Regions from separate parts of the Homo sapiens genome. Here region 1 is linked to region 2. The links are chromatin loops, found by intact Hi-C in ENCODE. Cell type or tissue: heart right ventricle. All regions are shown on one strand. Each heading gives the region's core, and the rest is flanking DNA. Links, peaks and the distances in the headings are about the cores only. Region 1 overlaps SLC25A42 (solute carrier family 25 member 42). Region 2 overlaps ARMC6 (armadillo repeat containing 6).

Evidence for each region. Hi-C counts contacts between places; a loop is a spot of excess contacts. Peaks named below come from ENCODE experiments on the same cell type or tissue, not always from the same donor. Only the 100,000 strongest peaks of a DNase experiment are listed, where the experiment ranks them.
Region 1: it touches region 2 in a loop (1.8-fold over the local background); 34 of 110 quality-filtered maps call a loop at or near these places.

The regions. Positions count from the first base shown.
Region 1 is chr19:19,103,090-19,114,147 of GRCh38, reverse strand. It overlaps SLC25A42 (solute carrier family 25 member 42), which reads right to left. Exons shown (of 8, transcript NM_178526.5): 4 at 9,210-9,235; 5 at 8,421-8,587; 6 at 7,763-7,879; 7 at 6,103-6,254; 8 at 1,118-3,579. The coding sequence ends at 3,272. Among named protein-coding and RNA genes, the nearest start is that of TMEM161A, 30 kb to the left of the region's middle. RefSeq lists an enhancer at 894-1,188 and a silencer at 3,528-3,717. In heart right ventricle, for the core only: a CTCF peak has its summit at 3,624 (motif pointing right); no DNase peak of the experiment used is centred there; H3K4me3 peaks cover 264 bases; H3K27ac peaks cover 397 bases.
Region 2 is chr19:19,047,791-19,059,203 of GRCh38, reverse strand. It overlaps ARMC6 (armadillo repeat containing 6), which reads right to left. Exons shown (of 9, transcript NM_001199196.2): 5 at 7,009-7,582; 6 at 4,883-5,052; 7 at 3,808-3,939; 8 at 3,276-3,413; 9 at 1,028-1,788. The coding sequence ends at 1,576. Among named protein-coding and RNA genes, the nearest start is that of SLC25A42, 10 kb to the left of the region's middle. RefSeq lists enhancers at 5,125-5,184, 6,948-7,448. In heart right ventricle, for the core only: a CTCF peak has its summit at 5,223 (motif pointing left); a DNase peak (open chromatin) is centred at 5,193.

The DNA.
Region 1 (11,058 bases), core at 1-8,000, 56 kb before region 2:
GGTTTGGTAACATAAGGGAGGCGTGAATTTCTGAGTGGCTGGGACTACAGGCACGCACCTCCAAGACTGGCTAATTAAAAAAAAATTTTTTTTTGAGACGGAGACTTCTCAGTCACTCAGGCTGGAGTGCAGCGGCTCACTGCAACCTCCGCCTCCCAGGTTCAAGCAATTCTCCTGCCTCAGCCTCCTGAGTAGCTAGGATTTTTGTACTTTTAATAGAGATGGGGGTTTCAGCATGTTGGCCAGGCTGGTCTTGAACTCCTGACCTCAAGTGATCCACCTGCCCTGGCCTCCCAAAGTGATGGGATTAAAGGCGTGAGCCACTGCATCCGGCCTAATTTTTCTATTTTTTTGTAGAGATGGGGGGTCTTACTGTGTTGCCTAGGCTGGTCTCAAACTCCTGGGCTCAAGCAAGCCACCTGCCTCAGTCTCCAAAGTGCTGGGATTACAGGCATGAGCCACCACACCCACCCTGGTAAATGTCATCCTGGGGATCCTCTAGGAGAAAACCGCACAGCTGCTGAACAATGTGCACAACGGAGACCAACTCAAAAGAAATCCTGTTGCACGTGAGCAGATTGGAGAGCAGTGGGGGGTCAGCGCAGTGGAACTTATTCCTACTCCCACCCCAACAAGAGCACCAGGCCTGTGCTGGCCCAGCCGCCCCTCCTCTCTGGGCACGCAGAGGCTCCCACTTCTGGCCTGGCAGTGGGTGGGTCCTCCAAGTTGCTCTGGCCAATGGGCTGCAGGTGAAGTGAGCCAGGATTGCCACTGGAGACCCTCTGGTGGCTGCCCCTGCAGATGGTGACTGACGTTCAGGCCTGAAGCCTCAGCCAGCCCCAGAGTGCAGGGCTCTTGGGAAGGAAGGCCATGTTCAAGCCCATGAGACTTTGGGCTGTGCTGGCTGCACAGAGACGGCCCCTCCTGCCTTTGTGGGTGGCCACATATATCCTGAAAGGGATGAGTGTATGCACAGAATCTCTGTGGGAGGAGACAAGAGAAAATGGTCACAGGAGGCCCCCTGCAGAGGGAACTGTTCACCTACTTTTCACTGTAAACCCTTGTGGACAGCTGGTGTTTTCTGGAAAATTGTGGTATGTATTAATTCAAACAACAATTGCATTTAAAAACTTCTTTATTCAAGACTTTTATTCAGAACTTTTATCACAAATGTGTCAAAAGCACTTCAACCCTGTTTGGGGGTTCATGGGGGAAGATGGGGGGGCGGTCAGAGCCAAAGAAGAGCCAGGAGCAGGAGAAGAAGTCATTTAAGTTTTTATTAAATATACTCTCTTGGCACAAATCTTTAAAATATATAAACATTAGATATAAACAGTGTCTTCATGGCATCAAAATATAACTCCAGACCAAGACCAGTGACCAGCAGGGAGGCGAGTGACCGCAGAGCCTGAGGGCCTGGCTGTGTGCAGGGGTGGGGGACAGCACTGTCCCCAACTCCTGCCGGGTCCCACTCAGCTAGGAGCCATCTCCGGGGAGACACACTGGGGTCAGCAGGGACTGGGGGACCCTCCCACCTACCCCTTGTCTCTCCTGCCTAGCCTGTGGCCCCAAATCCACTCATTTGGTCTCACCCACCTGGGGCAGACCCCCAATTCCTACTGCTGTTGCATGCTTGTGGGAGTTGGGTGCCCTCCCATCTCCCTGTGAGGGTTGCCCTGCCTCTCCTGCCAAGTTTAAGTGCTGGGTAAGGGATACCCACACAGTGGGACAGCCCCTCACAGCCATCACAGGCTGCCTGGGCCTCTGGGGACAAGATCAGGGATGGCTGGTGGCCACATGCAAGGAAGGCAGAGAGAGCGGTCTGCACACCTGCAGGTCCAAGGCAAGAACAGGAGGAGGACAGAAGGAAGGGAAATGAAGTCACGACTGGAGATGAACAAGCTCAGATCCCTTCACACAGCGTGTGCTGAGCCAGCTGTCGAAAGCAACACTCACGGTCACGCTCACCCTGGCACCAGGCAGACCAGTCAGGGGTTCGATGTGAATAGATCATAGACCCGGGGTCAGCCAAGTTGAAAACCAAAACAAAACAAACAAAAAAAAGAAATCAAGAAACTCACCATGTCATTAGGAAATGGGTGTTTCTGAGTCCCTGTGATAGCTGGCGGGCCCTGGGGGACTCCTCTGAGAGACCAGTTAGCTGGGGGTTCCCCTGGGTACCTCAGATTTTCCTCACCTCCCACCCCCAAGCTATACTCTATCATGAGGCTCCCACTTCGGGGGATTGAGGCTAGCAGGCACCCCATGCTCCATTTCATAGAAACTGAACAACCCCTGTGGGCTTTAAATTGCTCCATATCCCAGCCAAGTGCCTGCTCAAGTGGGGACCCAAGGACCTGCTGGATACCACAGCTGGGCAGAGGGTTGGGGCACTGAGATGCTAGGCCTGGGGGGCTTCTGGGCCAAAGGAGGTGGTTTGTGTGCTCACATTTCAGCAGATGCCCCAGGATGCAGGTCTGACCCAAACCTGAGGCAGTTCCGTGTCATGGCCTGGGCCTCGAGCCCTGCTGTGCAGAGCAAGCATGAATCTCCTGGGAAGGTTACAAAGCAGGTGGGCATGGGCAGGCAACTCTAGGGGGAGATGCACTCTTGGGGACCCAGCTGCTTGCAGGGTCTAGGATAGACATGAGGCTCTGGGGGACACTGTTCCCAGCAGGAGGCTCTAGTGACTGAGGAGTCGTGGCCATGTGGGAAATACTGGAGAAGGCAGGGCCGGCAGGGTGGGGTGGGCCAGGGGCTGCATTTGTGGCCAAAGCTGAGCACGAGGCTGGCCCCATCCTGGGCAGGGTCCGCCTGCAAGAAAGGCGCCCCCGCACCCTGGAGGCCGGGCAGGCACGTGGAGTCAGAACAAGAAGGTCCAGGCGCGGTCTGGCTCTGAGCCTGGTGGGGACAGGGGTCACTAGAATCAGCAGCATGTCGGAGGACACACAGGATCAGGAGGTGGAGCTGACCACGCCCCACTAGGGCCTTTTGGGCAACACCTCCGGCAGACAGCGCCAGCGTCTGCAGAGGAAGGAAGAGGGGAGCTGCGGGACCCCCCACACCATCGCCCCAACACTGCACTTCCAGGGCTGCCAGCTTTGCGTTTGGACGTGGACTCTGAGCCCAGGCCCCTCAGGCCCACCTGCTCGTTCCATAAAGCGCCCCATGTGCCTCCTGAAGTAGAATCAAGCGCACCCCCCCACCGTTCCATGGGCCCAGAATACAAAGGGGTCACCGGTCCACCGTCCTGAGAGCAGCTCAGGGTCCCCTAGCTCTGCAGGTGCCGCAGCAGGATCTGCATGAGGTCGAAGGTGGTGAAGCTGATGCCCACGGCGATGGGACCCTTGACCCAGTTCATGCTCAAGCCTTTGTAGAGGCCGCGCACGGCGCCCTCCTCCCGCACGATGGTGCGCAGCGTGCGGGCGATGGAGGCGCGCGGGTAGCCCGTGACGCCGGCCGTCTGCATGCGCCGCCGCACCACATCCAGCGGGTACGAGGCCGACTGCCCGATGAGGCCAGCGCAGGCGCCGAAGATCATGCGCTCGAAGGGGTAGGGCTGCCGGCGGCCGCTGTACTCTGCAGGGCGAGGGGCGGGAGGGCCGTGAAGGCGCCGCGAGGGGGCGCGCACCCCGCACCCGTGCGCGCGCCTTTGCACCCCTAGGAGCAACCTGCGTGCACATACACACATGCACTTGCACCCCCACGTGTGTTCGCACTCATGCGCACCCACACGCCCCACTGCCTCACCTCCGGGTCGCTCCTTTCACTCAAACTCGAGAAATAAAAAAAATTTTTTTTTTGGAGATGTAATTTCACTCTTGTTGCCCAGGCTGGAGGGCAATGGCCCAATCTCGGCTCACTGCACCCTCCGCCTCCCGGGTTCAAGCAATTCTGTCTCAGCCTCCAAAGTAGCTGGGAATACAGGCATGCACCACCACGCCTGGCTAATGTTGTATTTTTAGTAGAGACAGGGTTTCTCCATGTTGGTCAGGCTGGTCTCAAACTCCTGACCTCAGGCGATCTGCCTGCCTCGGCCTCCCAAAGTGCTGGGATTACAGACATGAGCCACCGAGCCCGGCCGAGAAATAAAATTTCTTAAAAGGCAGAAACACAGAGAATCATAGAACCAACTCCTAGAGCCACTGCTCACATCTAATCAGCTCTACTCCACGTCTAGTAAAGGAACATTCTAGGTGCTCCCGTGCCTGGTCCCCGACCTGCGCCCTCCCTGGGGAGCCCCTGCGAGCTGTTGCACAGAGTGGACATAAGTGACCATGAACTTCACCCTGCTCTGTCTTGCGGGTCTAAACGGGGTGTGTGGGTGTGGAGGAGGAAGGAGCAGCAACAGGTCAGTAGGGGTACTTTAAACATTTGTAATAGTAAATTTAGAACTAGGAATTTAAAACAGCCAAGGCTGGGTGCAGTGACTCACGCCTGTAATCTCAGCACTTTGGGAGGCCAAGGCAGGCGGATCACTTGAGCCCAGGAATTGGAGACCAGCCTGGCCAACATGGAGAAACCCTGTCTCTACCAAAAACACACAAAAATTAGCCAGGTGTGGTGGTGGGCGCCTGTAATCCCAGCTACTAGGGAGGCTGAGGCAGGAGAATGGCTTGAACCCAGGAAGTGGAGGTTGCAGTGAGCTGAGATCGTTCCACTGCACTCCAGCCTGGGCGGCAGAGTGAGACTCCGTCTCAAAAAAACAGCCAGACAGGAGACACTGTGATCTGCTCACCAGGTGGGCAAAAACAAGGGGTCTGATGGCATCACGTGGGGTGAGAACGTGGGGTCAAGGGGCTGGAAAGCACTCCAGAGAGAAACACCGAAAATGGGGTTTTACAGTCACACAAGGAGACGAGCTCCTGGATGTCGGCTGATCACAGAAAACCTGGCAACAGCCAAAGGGCACCCCAAGAAGGTAAGGCCCACTGTGCAGCCACTAAAAAGGCGGAACAGAGCACAGATGCTGGTGGATGCACCCCAAACCAGCTGAGCTGGGAGCTGCACTCCCGGGTGAGCTGACTCCACTTGGAGCATTTTTTATACCTGTGAAAGGTGACATGGTTTTGTTCATGCCACAGATAAATACATACAGAAGTATTTTCAAAGCAGTCTTGAGGGGTGCAACCCTCACTTCTAATAAGAGGCCTCAGGAGAGAGACTTGGGCCCTCAGCGTTACCCCTAACATTTTATTTCTTTGACAAAAAATGTCTGGGAGTGGGCTGAGTGCAGCGGCTCACACCTTTAATCCCAGCACTTTGGGAGGCCAAGGCAGGAGGATCGCTTGAGCCCAGGAGTTTGAGACCAACTTGGGCAACAGAGGGAGACCCCATCTCTACAAAAAAGAAAAAAAACAAAATATCTGGGAGCAAATGTAGCAAAATGTGAATGCCTGTTCACATGCAGTGGCAGGTATGAGTATTATATCATTCTTTGTACTTTTTGATTTTCTCCCAACTACCAAAACAAGCAAGAGTACTTCCTTTCCATCTGGGTTTTACCCATATGCTTTGCGTGTGTGCTCGTGAAGAGGTGAGGTATCAATGCTCTAGGTGACACACTGGGCTTCCCAGAGTCACTTTTTTTTTTTTTCTTGAGACAGGGTCTCACTTTGACACCCAGGCTGGTGTGCAGCAGTGAGATCACAGCTCACTGCGGCCTTGACCTCCCAGGCTTGGGTGATCCTCCCACCGCAGCCTCTCTAGTAGCTGGGACCACAGGTGTGTGCCACCATGCCTAATTTTTTTGTATCTTTGGTAGAGACGGGGTTTCGCCATGTTGCCCAGGCTGGTCTGCAACTCCTGACCTCAAGTGATCCGCCCACCTCGGCCTCCCAAAGCACTGGGATTACAGGCACGAGCCGTGGCACCAGCCAGAGTTCCTCTCACTTAGGCATTTAAGGCAGTGAGTCCAGGTTCCTCAGTGGCGGCTGCACACAGTGTGTTTTCTCCCGATTTGGATGTGGGTCTACAGCCTGCCCCACCCAGGGGTCGTACCCCACTCCGCCTGGTCTCCAGGTCTATGTGACCCAGGTGGAGCTGCTGTCCCCAGGGAATGCTTCCTGAACGTCCCCTCCTCATGCTCCCAGCTCTCCTTACCTCTGTGCAAGCTCTTGAGCGTCTCATAGGTGAAGAAGCTCAGGCCAGCGTAGGGAATGACCCCCAGCACGGTGGGCATAAATCCATGGTAGAGAGTCTTCAGCCCCTCTTCTCTCGAGATGCGGATGAAGACATGAAAGATGTTGCTGTACCTGCCAGGACAGAGCAGCCCAGCAGGTGGGACTCAGGCCTCCCAGGCACAGGGAGGAGCCACAGAGGCTCTCGGCTCCTCCCGAAGCCGGCTGGGCCTGGGTGTGTCTGGATGTTGATGTTTTCCTTCTTCTTCAAGACATATAACCCCATCACTCAAGCTTTGTTATTAGAGGGGAAATGCATGCGTAAGCCCAGACTCCACCTTCGCCACGGGAAGCAAGTGCTCAGCCCTTGTCTTTTTTTTTGTTTCTTTGTTTTTGTTTTGAGACAGTCTCCCTCTGTTGCCCAGGCTGGAGTGTAGTGTCACAGTCTTGGCTCACTGCAACCTCTGCCTCCTGGGTACAAGTGATTCTCCTGCTTCAGCCTCCCAAGTAGCTGGGATTACAGATACATGCCAGCAGACCTGGCTAATTTTTTATTTTTAGTAGAAATAGAGTTTGCCATGTTGACCAGGCTGGTCTTGAACTCCTGACCTCAGGTGATCCACCCACCCCAGCCTCTCAAAGTGCTGGAATTACAGGCGTGAGCCACCATGCTCGGCCTCTATTCTTACACTTTTTTTGTTTTTTTTTTTTTGGAGACAGGGTCTCACTCTGTGGACCGGCTGGAGTGCAGTGACGTGATCATGGCTCACTGCAGCCTCAAGCTGCGAGACTCAAGCAATCCTCCTCCCTCAGCTTCTGGAGCAGCTGGGATCACAGGCGTATGCCATCACATCAGGCTAATATTTCAGTTTTTGTAGAGATGGGGTCTTGCTATGTTGCCCAGGCTGGTCTCAAACTCCTGGGCTCAAGCGATCCTCCTGCCTTGGCCTCCCAAAGTGCTGGGATTACAGGCATGGGCCACCGCACCTGGGCCCAAGCCCGGTCTATTCTTACACATTTTTCATGATCATGGTATCTTCCTTGAATTAAGCATTCTAGTCTCAGACTTTTTTTTTTTTTTTTTTTTTTTTTTTGAGAGACAGAGTCTGGCTCTATTGCCCACACTGGAGTGCAGTGGCTCGATCTCGGCTCGCTGCAACCTCCGCCTCCCGGGTTCAAGCAATTCTCCTGCCTCAGCCTCCCAGGTAGCTGGGAGTACAGGTGCGTGTCACCACGCCCGGCTAATTTTTGTATTTTTAGTAAATACGGGGTTTCACCATGTTGCCCAAGCTGGTCTCAAACTCCTGACCTCAAGTGATCCGCCCACCTCGGCCTCCCAAAGTGTTGGGATTACAGGCGTGAGCCACCGTGCCCGGCCGTATTCTTACATATTTTTACTGCATCTGTGCCCAGTTCAAAATGAAGACCCTTGGTTTGATCTAAGCAGAAAGTGACCCCCAGGCTAAGAGAACAAATTGCTGCCTTTCTGGAACAGCTGCAGAATGACACATCAGGCCTGCCCTGTGGACACGGAGGCCCAGATGCAAACCCCTGGGGCCCGATAGAGAGAGGGATTCCGACCTGGGAGCCCCCGAGACACAGAGCCCCCGGGGCTGATGCGCATCACCGATGTAAGGACTCACATTTCCTTCGGGGTTACGGCCATCCGCGCTCTGACCAGGTCCAGGGGGTAGGTCAGTGAAGCGGCTGTCGTTCCAGCCAGTGCGCCGGCGAAGAGGCGAGGCCAAGGGGGCAGGGCTCTGAACAGGGCAGGAGGAGAAGGCGAGACGGCAGTGAGGGGGTTGCAGATGCACAGAGGCCCAGCCTGGAGCACCCGCACGTCTCTGCTGGGGCGGGGACAGGGGTGGGGACCGAGGAACACGAGGCGGGTTTGGCTTCCTCCTGGCCAAGCTGATGGGGTCTCTGGAGTGGGCCTCATTTTGAGGTTTACATGGCTGCCTTCCCTTCCCCCCTGCTGGCATAAATTAATGATGCGTATTTTCCCTACGGCCCTGGGGGCATAGTAACCTGCCCCTCTGGGATTTATGCGTGGGGGTGGAGAAACGTCTGGAGACAAACGGGCAAAGGAGAGGAGCTCTGAAGACAGAATAGGGCATGTGACAGAGTCAGGGGGTCCCTCAGGAGGGCCTGGGTGAGGAGTCTCCCAGTGTTTCGTTGTGGGAAGAGGGAAGGCAGGGCTAGGGGCAAGGCACGAAGAGGAGGGAGCGGGGCGTGCAGAAGAAAGAGAGAGGGGCGGGCGTGGGCGGGGCGATTCTGTGGCAGGGCGGGGCGGGGCCTCACTCTCCACGGAAGCCATAGTAGCTGCCCAGGATGCGCTTGTACTCCTCGTGTGCGCTGAACTGGATGGCGGCGTAGGGCACCACGCGCACCATGGTGGCCGAGTTCCCGCGCCACAAGCTGAGAAATCCCTCGTTGAGGTAGGTGTAGTAGAGGACCCGGAAGGCCTCCTGGAGATAAGCGGGAAGGTCAACATCCCTCTGCCTCTGCCTGCCCTCCCTGCGGGCCTCTGTGACCAGCAGAGCGCCCAAAGTGCGGAGGCGGGGCCGGGGTGACCCCATCTCCATGCACAGCACATAACCCCACCCCCATGTGAGGGCCCCACCCCGATTTGTCCAGACTGACATTATCAACCCCAGCCCCGTCCTTCCTCCCTATGTTTTCTGGGCCTCCCACCCCACCAAGTTCTCTTGGGGACTGCAAAGCGAACCAGGCTGCAAAGCAGCTCGGAGCCCTGCCCAAGGGCATGTCTGTTGGTGTTTGGCATCCCAGCTTTTACAGTTTATCTTTTCCTTTATTAAGAAAGTAGCACCTGCTCTCTGTTTAACAATAAATCAAACATGAAAAGGTTGTTTTAGAGCTGTTGAGTCTCCCCACCCCACTGCCGGAAGGACACTCGGGATGTCCCGTCAGTTCCCAGGCTGGGCTGTGTCCAGGCAGAGCTGGGAATGGGAAGACAGGTAGTCCTGTCCCCACCCCTGAGACTCTCCTCAGACCACCTGCCTAACTCCTGCCAGCCCATCAGGGTAGTGGTGACTGTCCCCAGGCCGGGGCGGTGACATAGTGGCTCACCTTGGCAGAAAATCTTTTTGAAGACACTGGAAAAAACAAAAGCACAAAAGCCACTGAGATGCAAAGGACAGAACCTCCCATCTGCGTGGCCCCACCCCTGGCACCCACTAGCAGAGTCACCCTCCTTTTCCCCCCAATCTTGTCCCAGGAATGGGAGCTGAGCTGACACCCAAGCCCCAGAATAGTGAGGGTCTCCATTGAGAGGAGAACGTGTCTGAGATGGGTTGACACTCAGCACCCTGCCCCTGGACTAGACTACCATTCACCCAAACCCCTGCAGGGAAGGTGTCCCAGCCTCCAGGCACTTGGGTCTCAGCTGAGAAGCCCTGGCTCTCTCAGAACAAGGCCTGCAGGGGTCTACATGTGGGGTCTGCCCTCTCTCCCGGACATGCCCCTCCCAGGGTCCCAGCACAGGCACCGCTATCCTGCCTCTCCCACCCCCTGTGGCTGCCAGGTTCCCTTTCTGGCTCTGTGCTGCCCTTGGGCATGGGGGACCCGAGCCATGGTGGGCCATAAGCACTCTTGGGAGAGACCCAGAAAAACAGGCCACAAACGGTCACCAGGAGCCTCTGACGTGGTCTGGCAGCCCGCCTCCCTCACCCCTCACCACCCACCACTTGTGTGTGCAACATGCATGCATGCCTGCTGCCTCAAGGGTTGAACCCCAGTTCCCTGCAGAACACAACACCCTGCACCTGCTCATGCGCACTTAAAGGGGCCTGCCCTGGCCAGGTGCAGTGGCTCAAACCTGTAATCCCAGCACTCTGGGAGGCTGAGGCGGGTGGATCACCTGAGGTCAGGAGTTCGAGACCAGCCTGGCCAACATGGTGAAACGCTGACTCTACTAAAAAAAAGTACAAAAAAATTAGCCAGGCATGGTGGCAGACTCCTGCAATCCCAGCTACTCGGGAGGGTAAGGCAGGAGTATCGCTTAAATCCAGGAGGTGGAGGTTGTGGTGAGCCGAGATCGCACCACTGCACTCCAGCCAGGGGGACAGAGAGAGACTCTGTCTCTAAATAAATAAATAAATAAATAAATAAATAAATAAATAAGGCTGTCCCTTTCGAAGGCCTGCCAGCTCACTGGATGCCCATGCCAGCCAAGGAGGAAGCGGATATCCATGCCTCCACTTTACGGAGGAGGAAACTGGGACACAGAGAGGGTAGGGGATCGGCTCAAGGTGGTGGGAAGGGCCTGGCTCAAGCCTGCAGATTCTTCCCAAACAGCTGAGGGGCAGAGGGCCCGGGCCGTAACCATCTTGCTTCTGGGCCCTAGGCAGGAACTGGTAACTGTTTGAAGGGGGCAAAGGCCACCTCTTCAGAGGACCCTGTGACTAACCCTAGCGAGGGAGGGCGAGGGTTTCTGTTGAGGGTTTAATTTCTGTCCTCTGAAAAGCTATGTCTGAGTTCTAACCCCTAGTCTCCAAGAAGGTGACCTTATCTGAAAGCAGGGCCTTTGCAGATGTAATAGAGTTAAGGTAAGGTCATACTGGGTTAGGGTGGGCCCTAAATGCGAATTGGTGTCCTTATAAGAAGAGAAAACAGGCCGGGCGCGGTGACTCATGCCCATAATCCCAGCACTTTGGGAGGCCAAGGCGGGTGGATCACTTGAGGCTAGGAATTCAAGACCAGCGGGGCCAACGTGTCGAAACCTGTCTCTACTAAAAATACAAAAAAATTAGCCAGGCGTGGTGGTGCGTGCCTGTTGTCCCAGCTACTCGGGAGGCTAAGGCAGGAAAATTGCTTGAACTGGGGAGATGGAGGTTGCACTGAGCCAAGATCACACCACTGAACTCCAGCCTGGGTGACAGAGCTAGGCTCTATCTCAAAAACAAACAAACAAACAAAA
Region 2 (11,413 bases), core at 1,317-9,316:
AGGCACATGACAAGCAGGGGCGAGGGTCCAAGAGGGGAGAGGCCTCCAAGGTGTGGGCAGGAAGGCTAGGGCACACACCAGTGGTCATGAGGCTGCCCGGACCCCCGTGAGGCCACAAGAGATGCACAAGCCACCTAGTGACCACGGTGTGACCTCTGAGTGTGACTTCAGAGCAGAAGAGCTGGGGTCTGCAGGGCCACAGCTGTCTGGGCACCCCCAGAATGCTTGGGGTGGGGTGGTCACTGAGGGCAACAACAATGATGTCTTTTTTTTTTTTTTTTGAGACAGAGTCTTGCTCTGTTGCCCAGGCTGGAGTGCAGTGGCGTGATCTCAGCTCCCTGCAACCTCTGCTGCCCGGGTTCAAGCACTTCTCCTGTCTCAGCCTCCCAGGTAACTGGTATTACAGGCATACGTCACCACACTGGGCTGATTTTTGTATTTTTTTAGTAGAGACGGGGTTTCACCATATTGGCAAGGCTGGTCTCGAACTCCTGACCTCAAGTGACCCACCCACCTCAGCCTCCCAAAGTGCTGGGATTACAGGCATGAGCCACCGTGCCCGCCGATGTCTATCTTATAGATGGGGAAATCGAGGCTCAGAGACAAGAGGTTGGGTACCTAGGACACCCAGCCTAAGACAACTGGACACCCTCCATGTGCTCAGCCTGGTCCAACACCTCTCAGAGGGCGATCTATCACTGCCCCACTCCTCACTTTAGGAGGAGCATATTGAGGCTCGGAGAGGTTCTTTCACTTGCTCAAGGCCGCAGAGCTGAGTAGGGGATGAACGTGGAGCCCTCCGGCCCTGCAGGTGGTACACGTCAGAAACAGTGATCCTGACCATGGCCTCAGCGCCTGCCTGTCTGAGGGTGACAGCAGATCCTAGATCCCTGGCTGTTCCCAAAACCCCTTTGCTATCCTCAGTGACTCCATGGCCCCCCCCACCAAAATGTCTGTCTCTCCCCCACACTCTGAGGCCACTGACTGTGGCCCCCCATGCTCAGCCAAGCTATGGAAGAGACCCCTCCGCTGTTCACCCAATGATCTTTTATTATCAGGTATCCTGGCTGGCCCAGGACCCAGAGACAGACAAGCTGGGGCCAAGCAGGGCGGAGCATCTGAGACCCATTTTACAGGTAAGAAAGACAAGGAGCAGAGGCCTGCATGAAACTGCAGTAAGCAGCAGGCGCCAGGGGGCCCAACCCCACTGGAATCGCCTGCCCTGCCCTGAGCCTGGCCCACAGTGGCTGCCACATTTCAGACAGGGCAGTGAGTGATGGGACGTGCCCTTTGCCCCCTCTGGTAGGGCGTGGGGCTGGGGGAAGGAGCAGGACAGTAACATCCGTGCTGCTGGCTGGGACCCAGAAGTGGCTGGGACATGGGGGCTGCTTTCTTCTGTGTAGAGGCCTCCCTACAAGGCTCCCCCCTCCCCCGACCCTTTACCTAGGGCCTGCCAGAAAACACTTCTCATTGTGAAGGGGACAGAACTAATGGGGGACAGTGGAGGACATGGATCTACCCCCATTCCTGAGTCACACGACTCACCCAGAGTCACGGCCCAGACTGGGCCTGGGGTCATGGCGCCAGGTTGCCCCTCTGGCCTGTCCACAGCTCTCGGAGCTCGACATGACAACCCAGGTCCCGCAGGGCGGCCTTGGCCACGTCCTCACAGTCACGGTGGGCAGATCGGGCCTGCATGATGAGTGCCTCAGCCCCCAGGTCCAGGATGGGCTTCGAGAAGGCCTGGCCGTGGGCCACCAGGTTTCGGATCAGCATGCAAGCCTGTTTCTGTAGGAGAGAGCAGCTGTGAGCTGCCAGATGGGGCTTTGGGGTGGGGTCCACTCTGACCTCAGGGTCTTCATCATAACAAGATGGAGGTGATCATAACCACAGCTGACATCCAGCAGCTGCCTATACTGTATCAAGCTAGACCCATCTCTCTACTTTACCCTCTTGGCAGCCCCACAAGGCATGGCTAACTCCCAGGCAAGGAAACAGGCTCAGGGAAGCTCCAGGATCTATCCTATGGCTTTGGAACTCTCAGCCTCAGAGTTGGTGAGCCTGAGGTCCCCCGAGGCTGGCACAGAGCCAAGGAAGGGGCCCTAGGGCAAGGGGGCAGTGAGGCCACGGGAAGACAGTGGTTGTGCACAGGCACCTGTCAATTACATCCCTACCCATTCAGTGGACATTTGTGCCCTGTGCACCTGCTGTGGGTGGGCGCGGGGCACTGCCTGGAAGCTTCCCAGGGTGGCTCCCACCACCAGCAGGACAGCAGGTGGGAAGCGCATGCAGAGTGGGGAACTGCTGGCCAGGGTGGCCAGAAGTGGACAAGGGGTCAGACCAGGTAAGGGTCAGTGTCCCAGAGTAAGAGCCAGCGAGAGCAAAGGCCCCCTGTGGGTCCCAGCCTGGTGTGTCCAAGAATCCTATGCTGGGAGTGAGGAGGCGAGGAGGGCCCCGGGGGCTGCACGGAGGAGTCTGGGTTCAGCCAGGGAGGTGTGGACAGGGTGTCCCACACTCAGAACTCAGACCAGCAGCCCAAGGAGGGGGCAGAAACCTTTCTGAAACCCCAGGCAGATCCCCATCCACGCTTCCCCAACTTCTTTCTCCCCAGATCTCTCTATAGGGACTTTTAAAAAAGGAGATTAAGGGTGCGGTGGCTCACACCTGTAATCCCAGCACTTTGGGAGGTGGAGGTGGGTGGATCACCTGAAGTCAGGAGTTCGAGACCAGCCTGGCTAACATGGCAAAACCTTGTCTCTACTAAAAATACAAAAATTAGCTGGGCGTGGTGGCCCATGCCTGTGATCCCAGCTACTCGGGAGACTGAGACAGGAGAATCGCTTGAACCCAGGAGGCAGAGGTTGCAGTGAGCTGAGATGGCGCCACTGCACTCCAGCCTGGGCGACAGAGTGAGACTGTCTCAAAAAAAAAAAAAAAAAACCCACAGAAGGAGATTACGTGTTATAGCTTTCTTTCCAGGGTTTCACCAGAAAGCCCCTCCAAACTACCCCCTCCCCAAAAAAGGAGAGTAAATGCAGAAAAAACAAAGGCAGAGAAGGAGGCAAATGAAGGCAGAATTCAGCACATTTTGCAAGATGAGAAAGAAGTTGGCCCTATGGGGCTCGGCTGTGGGAGGGACAGGGACAGGGATAGGGATAGGGACTGAGCCTTTGCCCCATCACCCACCCGCACACCGCACCTGCTCCCATGCCCTCTCTGCACCTACCTGCACATCCCACACCAGCCTGCCTGCCCCCATCCCCTGCCCTGCCCACCTGCACGCCGGCCTTCTGCGGGTGTGCCTTCATGGCCTGCAGTGCTGCCACAGCCCCGCCACCCTCCACGATGATGCGGCTGTTGTCGGGCTTACGCAGGGCCAGGAAGCACAGGGCCGCGCAGCTCTGCTCACACACCTGCAGGGGCCAGTCACAGAAAGGCTGAGATGCAGCAGATAGACCCCCCACAACATCCTGCCATGGCCACCAACCCCTGGTGAACACCCTGCGGCCTCCCCTCCGTGGGTCTCTGGCAACTCCTGTGTAATAATGGCAGGGTGACAAAAATATCAGCTCAGCTCTTAGGGGTGACAAGGGCAATAGGCCTGGTCAGATCTTTGCAGGGTGCTGGTGGTAACTCCAGGACACCCAAAGTCATGCATACGCAGGTCAGCATTTGAGAGCCAATGCCCACGACCCTCACCAGCCCTGCCCTGGCCCTGCAGGGGAATAGAGCTTCATGCAGATACAGAAACTGAACTGGGACTCCAGCCACCACCCTGCTACTGTGTGTGCCCCCCGAGGTGGGTACCTGGGGGCTGGTCAGATGCTGGGTCATAGCAGCCACGATGGACTCCGTCCCACCAGCACGGACAATAGCATCTTTCACGTCGTCGTTGCCTGCGATGGCTCGCAGGGTGCTCAGCACTTGCTTCACGAGCTCCTGCACAAGGGAAAGGCCCGCTCACCTCCAGCCAGGCCGCTGGTTGTGGGAGAGGGCTCTGAGGGAGAATGTGGGGCTGTTTTGCTGTTTGACCAACAGGTATGGTGTGACTGCAGGGTGTGACTAACGAGAAGGGGTGGCAGATGCCTGTGGCTCAGGCTGCCTGTGTCCAAACGGTACCATCCAGGTGACTTGATCCCCTACCCCGACAGGGGCAGCGGGGGCATGTGACTCAGGCCGGCCTTCAGAGCACAGGGTCCCCCTGTCCACGGCCACAGACCCAGGGTAGGCGCTAACTGCCCTGCACTGAGGACAGTGGATGAGGTGCTACTGGGACTGCTGATCCCCCGATGGAGAACCTGAGGACCCTGCCCCCAACTGCCCAGGAGTACAGGGCAAAATGTATCCCTTCATTTGCTGAAGTTGGTTCCCATTCAGCTCCTGGCCACTTGCACAGAAAGAGGCTGGCTGACGTCAACAGCTGGGCTTGGGGGCGCAGGACCGTGGCACCCCTGGGGGCTTTCCTGCAGCTGCAGCTGGATAGGGAGGCACCTGTTGATTGGCTCCCTGCTGTGGATGGGCACATGGAGAAGGGCTCAATAATCGGCTGCTAAACGGAGTAATGAGTAGGGACACTGCTCTATTCTGTAGCTAGGGAAACTGAGGCAGAGGTGCGGGAACTAACCCAAGTATCCCAGCCTTGGCCGACACACCCCAACCCTATGCTTCCTACCATCCTTTTCCTGGTGCAAAAGGACAATAAGGGAGAGCAGGTGGGTTTGTTTCCCCCCCGACCTTTGGTTCCTGCCCTTGGGTCCGTGAAAAGAAAAACTGCACTTTGGTTCCGACACTGGCAGGCAGGGCTGGCTTGTTCTGACTATAGCTCGTCCGGTTGACTGGGACCCAGAAGGACAGCACGCAATGGGCCAGGGGGACTTCATACCTGAACGCCGCTCTGGTCCCTCATCTGGTGGTCATTGCAGTCGGCTAGCAGGGACACCAGAATGCTCAGGCCCCCGAGGTCGACGACCTCCTGGCAGAACTCGTTGCGAATGGCCAGGCGGGACAGGGTTCCACAGAGCTCGCTCAGGATGCCAGGGTTATCCAGGAACGCTGCAGGGAGAAAGGGAGACGGTGGTGGGGGCGGGAAGAACCAGCCGCAGGGCCCTCTGTTTTGGTGGAGATCCTGCTCCACTGGAAGAGTCCAGCCCTTCTGCCTATTGGAGTGGCCACGGGCACCAGGAAGGCCCCAGGGAACACCAGGGGCTACCTGGGCCTGCAGTGCCCCCTGCTGGCTGCTGGGAAGACTTAAGAATGTGCCCCCCAACCCGCTTCCTTCCATCATGCCCCAAATAAATTCCATACCAACTCATGGTCTCACCTAAAAAAAGAAAACTATAATAGTGCAAAAAAAAAAAAAGACATCTGAAGACTATTTTTATGATCATGGGGTAGGAATGGCTTCTCTAAGTGCAACAGGAAACTCCAGAACCATAGAGGGACACATACGGACTGGGCTGACGTGGCCAAAACTGAACACAGGAGCCGCAGATGGAGCCCAGAGGCGCTGCACCAGGAAGCAGGTGCCGGCACTCACGCCAAGAGGGCGAAGATCCTGCACCTACACAGGGCTGCGACGGTCAGTTCCTGTGACCACCTGTAGCCCTCTGCAGTTCCACCCAATGCCAATCTAGGTGTTGCCGTGGAGGTATTCTGTCCACATGGTTACCATCCACAATCAGCTATCTATTATTATTATTATTATTATTAATTTTTTTGAGACAGAGTCTCGCTTTGTCACCAAGGCTGGAGTGCAGTGGCGTGATCTTGGCTCACCACAATTTCTCCTTCCTAGGCTCAAGAGATCCTTGTGCCTCAGCCTCTCAAGTAACTGGGATTACAGGTGCCCACCACCACGCCCAGCAATTTTTGTATTTTTAGTAGAAACAGGGTTTCATCATGTTGCCCAGGCTGGTCTTGAACTCCTGGGCCCAAACAATCCTTCTACCTCAGCCTCCCAAAGTGCTGACATTACAGGCATGAGCCACCATGCCCAGCCCAGTTGCCTTTAAGTAGAGGAGATGACCTTGAACAATGTGAATGGGACTCATTCCATCAGCTGAAGTCCTTAGAAGGAAACTGAGGTGTTTCCCCGAAAAGGGGACTGCCTGGGGGTTTCCAGCCTGCCCTATGGAGTACAGACTTGCCATAATTGCATGATCCCATTCCTTACCAAAAAGTCTCTTCATATATACATATCCTGTCTCTGGCAGAAACCTAACTGATTGGAGCTCCTATAAATAAAACAGGAAAGATGTGAGCTACCTCCTGGAAAAGCAGCCTGACTTTGCAGAAGGTCGGGACTCATTTTCAGCCTTGCTGGAGGTGTGGAAGGGAGACTGAGGTGGGCCCATCTCCTCAGCAGACAGAGCCAGAACCCCCACACAGGCCTGGCCACAGAACCAGAGTGACGGGGCAGGCAAGAAAGGGGAACTCATCCTCCTAACACCTTCTGTGTGTCAATCAGGACTTTTCTGGTGGGTTCAGTGGATGGGATGGGGGTAGGGGTTAAGACAGAAGCTTTAGGGTCTGACGGTCAGCACTGTGACCTCCCAGGGCTGGCTCACCATGGTCACCCTGGAGCCAGACACATGAATATGCCTAAGGATTTGTGGCTGAATATGATCAAGCGTGTACACATCCAGCTGAGACTGCCATGGTGCATGCCAGCCAGCCCCCCCGAGTCCTCTTATTTCCCTCTGGGGAGGTCCCCCTTCCCCACTCTCAGCCCCTGGAGTTGGACACAGCAAGCCCCTTCCCCAGACAGCTCCAGAGATGGGATTGTGGCCTGCTCCTGGCCCCTGAGTGCTGGCCTGGAATTCTCCTGGAGCCACTAGAAAACATGGGGAGACTCTTCACGAGGGCTGCCATGCAGGCAGGTCTAAGCCGAGGGGCGAGTGGAGCCTTGAGCCTGCCGTGCCTAAAGCAGTCCTGAGCCCTGACCCTCACTCTGGTCACATCTGACCCGCCCACTTTGTTCGCTGGCTCGTGTCGGCCCCCAGCTCTTACCTTTGGTGGCTTCGATGAGCACCTTCAAGCCTTTGTTCTCCTGCACAATCATCTTGGCATGGTTGTGGGCATGGCCAAAGGGCACACGGATGTCGTCATCGAAGGTCATGACACGCAGGGCCCAGCAGGCTTCCCTGACCACGTCAGTGTGGTGGCCATGATGGGTGATGGCACCAGTCAGCAGAGGCAGCACGCCAGCTTTCACCAGGTCTTGCCGATTCTGTTCATGTTTCAGGCAAGCGTGACGCACACAGCGGATCCCAGAGCAGGTCAGGTCAGCCTCATCAGCATTCTGGGTCAGCGTGGCCACTAGGAGCTGCAGGCCCTGGGCATCCAGGAGGTCTGGCTGTCCATCAGTCAGCACCGACAGGGCATTGAGGGACTGGAGCAGAAGGCCCTGGTCACCTGCAGTGGCCAGCTTCCAGGCAGTGAAGATGATGGGGTAGGCCCCCTTCTGGGCCGCGAGGAAGCGGCAGGCCTTGTCCTGTTTGCACTGGTCGCAGAAGCGGGTGAGGTATGCTGACACCTCCTGGGGGCGAGAGCTGGCCACAGACTCCTGGAGGTCACTGAGCATCTGGGAGACATGGGAGAAACCTCAGCATCAGCTCAGGCAAGAGGAACCCATGGCCACAGCAACAGTGTCTGGACCCCTGCAAGGTTCCCTCCCCTGGGATCTGGGCCTGCAGTGGAAGTGATGTGGGGCAAGTTACAGCTCTGGCAACTTCCAGACCTGTGATTCTAGGAGCTTTGAGCTTCAGAGGCCATAGCGTGGAAGACTGACACACACACACACACACACACACACACACACACACACACAGAGAGAGAGAGAGAGATCCAGACAACTCAGTGTCCCTGCCGAAGGGCTGCACACATAAATGCAGACATATTAAACATTCCAGCCCTACCTGCCATCAAGAGGCCCCAAGCGATACCAGCAGAAGAACCATCCAGTTGAGCCCAACCAGGCAGAATCACAAGAAACAATAAGATGCCTGTTGTTTGGGTTGTTTGTCACACAGCTGTAACAAACTGGCACACCTGTCAATGGTCAGCTCTCCAAGGAAGGAGAAAGCCACATTCACCAGACATACCCATCCTGATGTCTCCTTTCATCTCTCTCATTCACTCCACAAACATTTATTGAGCACCTGCCAAATGTGGTTACACTGTACAGAGAGCAGATTTATCCAAATTCAACTCTAAGCCACTGGGGAGAAAATACTTTAAACAACTCAGATAAGTTTAGCTGCCATTCAACTACATGACCTCGGGACATGTCTTAGCATGAGCCAAAGATGAATCTGTGAGCCTGAAGTGTAGGAGATTATTTGCCCTCAGACTGAATCAGGGTGGTTCTACAGAAACCACCAGCCCAAAGGGCTTTGATTTGGCATTGACTGACACGAAAAACAAAGAAGCCTATGGGATAATCCTCACTGAGCTCAGATTTGTGGACCTAAGTATATGTTACAATGCAACAGGATATTTAAAAAGGTAAGTTTTTGCTAAAATGAGATTAGAACTGAAAAACAAAAAACAACAAAAATTAAGTTAACACCAGTGTGCATGACTAGAATAGACATTACTACAAAGAATACATACAAATGGCCACTAATACATGAAAAGATGCTCAATGTCACTAATCATTAGGAAAAATGCAATTCAAACCTACAGAGAAGCCAGGCGTGGTGGCTCATGCCTGTAATCCCAGCATTTTGGGAGGCCAAGGCAGGAGGATCACTTGATCCCAGGAGTTCAAGACTCGCCTGGGCAACATACGGAGCATTCATCTCAAAAAAGAAAATCAAACAGAATTACTGTGTGACCCATCAGTTCCACTTCTGGGGATACACTCAAGAGAACTGAAAGCACAGTCTCAAAGAGATACCTGTACACCCATGTTCATAGCAGCATGATTCATCAGAGCCAAGAGGTTGGAGGTTGCAGGGAGCTGAGCTCGTGCCATTGCACTCCAGCCTGGGCGACAGAGAGAGACTCTGTCTCCAAAAAGAAAAACAAACAAACAAAAAAACACTACAATGACAACAAAGAAATTCAGGCACATAGTATGCTATGGATATACCTTGAGGACATTACGCTAAGTGAAATAAGACAGTCACCAAAAGACAAATACTGTGATTCCATTTATTTAAAAAAAATTTTTTTTTTTAGATGGAGTCTTCCTCTGTCACCCAGGCTGGAGTGGAGTGGTACCATCTCAGCTCACTGCAACCTCCACCTCCTGGGTTCAAACAATCCTCCCGCTTCAGCCTCCTGAGCAGCTGGGACTACAGGCATGTGCCACCACGCCCGGATAATTTTTGTATTTTTAGTGGAGACAGGGTTTCACCATGTTGGCCAGGCTGGTCTCTAACTCCTGACCTCAAAGTGATCTGCCCACCTCAGCCTCCCAAAATGCTGGGATTACAGGCATAAGCCAGGGTGGCCAGCCTGTGATTCCATTTATATGAGGTCCTGGAGTAGTCAAATTTGCAGCAACAGAAGGTAGAATGATGGTTGCTAGAGGCTGAGGGGAAGAGGAACATGGAGTTTGTTTCAGTATCGCAAGTCATGGATAGTCATGATGGTTGCACAACATTATGAATGTACTTAATGACACTGAACTCTACATTTAAAAATGGTTACAATGGTAAATGTTTTTATGCACATTTTACATAACAAACAGCGGTGTAGCACTTCAGCAGAAACCCTGTAAGAAACTTGAAAAGCTCCTGACAGAAATGCCTTTGAGGATGCACAGTATTGGAGTTAGAACTACCAAGATTTCACAAGGAATTACTAAGTTAGCAAGGATGTGTAAACTAAAAATAAAATTCTTGGCCGGGCATGGTGGCTCATGCCTGTAATCTCTTCACTTTGGGAGGCCAAGGCAGGTGTATCGCTTTGAGCTCAGGAGTTCAAGACCAGCCTGGGCAACGTGGTAAAACCCTGTCTCTAAAAAAAATACAAAAATTAGCCAGATGTTGGTGGCTCACACCATGTAGTCAGCTACATGGGAGGCTGAGGCTGAAGAATTGCTTGAGCCCGGGAAGCAGAGGTTTCAGTGAGCTAAGATCACACCACTGCACTCTAGCTGGGGAGACCCTGTCTCAAAAAAAAAAAAAAAAAAAAATCTAAGTCCTCATCCATACTAAGGACCCCTCCTCTTGGCCAAAGGTATTCCAAAGGTAACCTGAAAAACTACTTCAGGTCATGATGGGAAGTGGCGGTCAAATATGTCTCATTTTATCTTCCTGCCTTTGGAAGTCAGACATAACTGATCATCGTAAGACTTTTTTGTAGCAATAAGACACCAAGTTCCAGCCTAACTAATACAGTATGGAAAGAAATCAAAGTATTTTACCCTAAAATATATTTCTCTGACATATTTTGAAATGGCCCTGCAAAGCTATCTCTTGTGGGGAAAAGCTACATTCTACAGAGATTCCCTTTCCAGGTCTTTTCCCTGATTCAGGAGAGAATTAACTAAGAGTCTGGCACCTTTTTAAGTCTGATAAGAAATATTTACAATCTATTTTCTCTGAAGCCTGCTACCTGGAGGCTTCCTTGATAAACCCTTGATCTCCACAACCCGTCTTAAGCAAAATATTCCTTTCTATTGATTCTAGGTCTTTAGATAACTCTTTCAATCAGAAAATCTTTTTTTTTTTTTTCTGAGTCTCATTCTGTTGCCCAGGCTGGAGTACAGTGGCATGATCTCGGCTTACTGCAACCTCCGCCTCCTGGATTCAAGTGATTCTCCCGCCTTAGCCTCCCAAGTAGCTGGGATTATAAGCACCCACTACCATGCCCAGCTAATTTTTGTTTTTTGTTTTTTGTTTTTTTGAGATGCAATTTCGCTCTTGTTACCAAGGCTGGAGTGCAATGGTGCAATCTTGGCTCACTGCAACCTCTGCCTCCCGGGTTCAAGCAATTCTCCTACCTCAGCCTCCTGAGTAGCTGGAGTTACAGGCACCTGCCACCATGCCCGGTTAATTTTTGTATTTTTAGTAGAGACGGGGTTTCATCATGTTGGCCAGGCTGGTCTCGAACACCTGACCTCAGGTGATCCACCTGCCTGGGCTCCCAAAGTGCTGGGATTACAGGTGTGAGCCACCACACGTGGCCTAATTTTTGTATTTTTTGTAGAGATGGGTTTTGCCATGTTGGCCAGGCTGGTCCCAAACTCCTCAGCTCGATGCAATCCGACCACCTCAGCCTCCCAAAATGCTGAAATTACAGACGTGAGCCACAGCACCTGGCCAGAAAAATCTTTAAATGTGTCTATGACCTGGAAGCCCCGGCTTTCAGCTGCCCTACTTTTCCAGACCACACCAATGTACGTCTCACATGTATTGATTGATATCTCATGTCTCCCTAAAACGTATAAAACCAAGCTGTA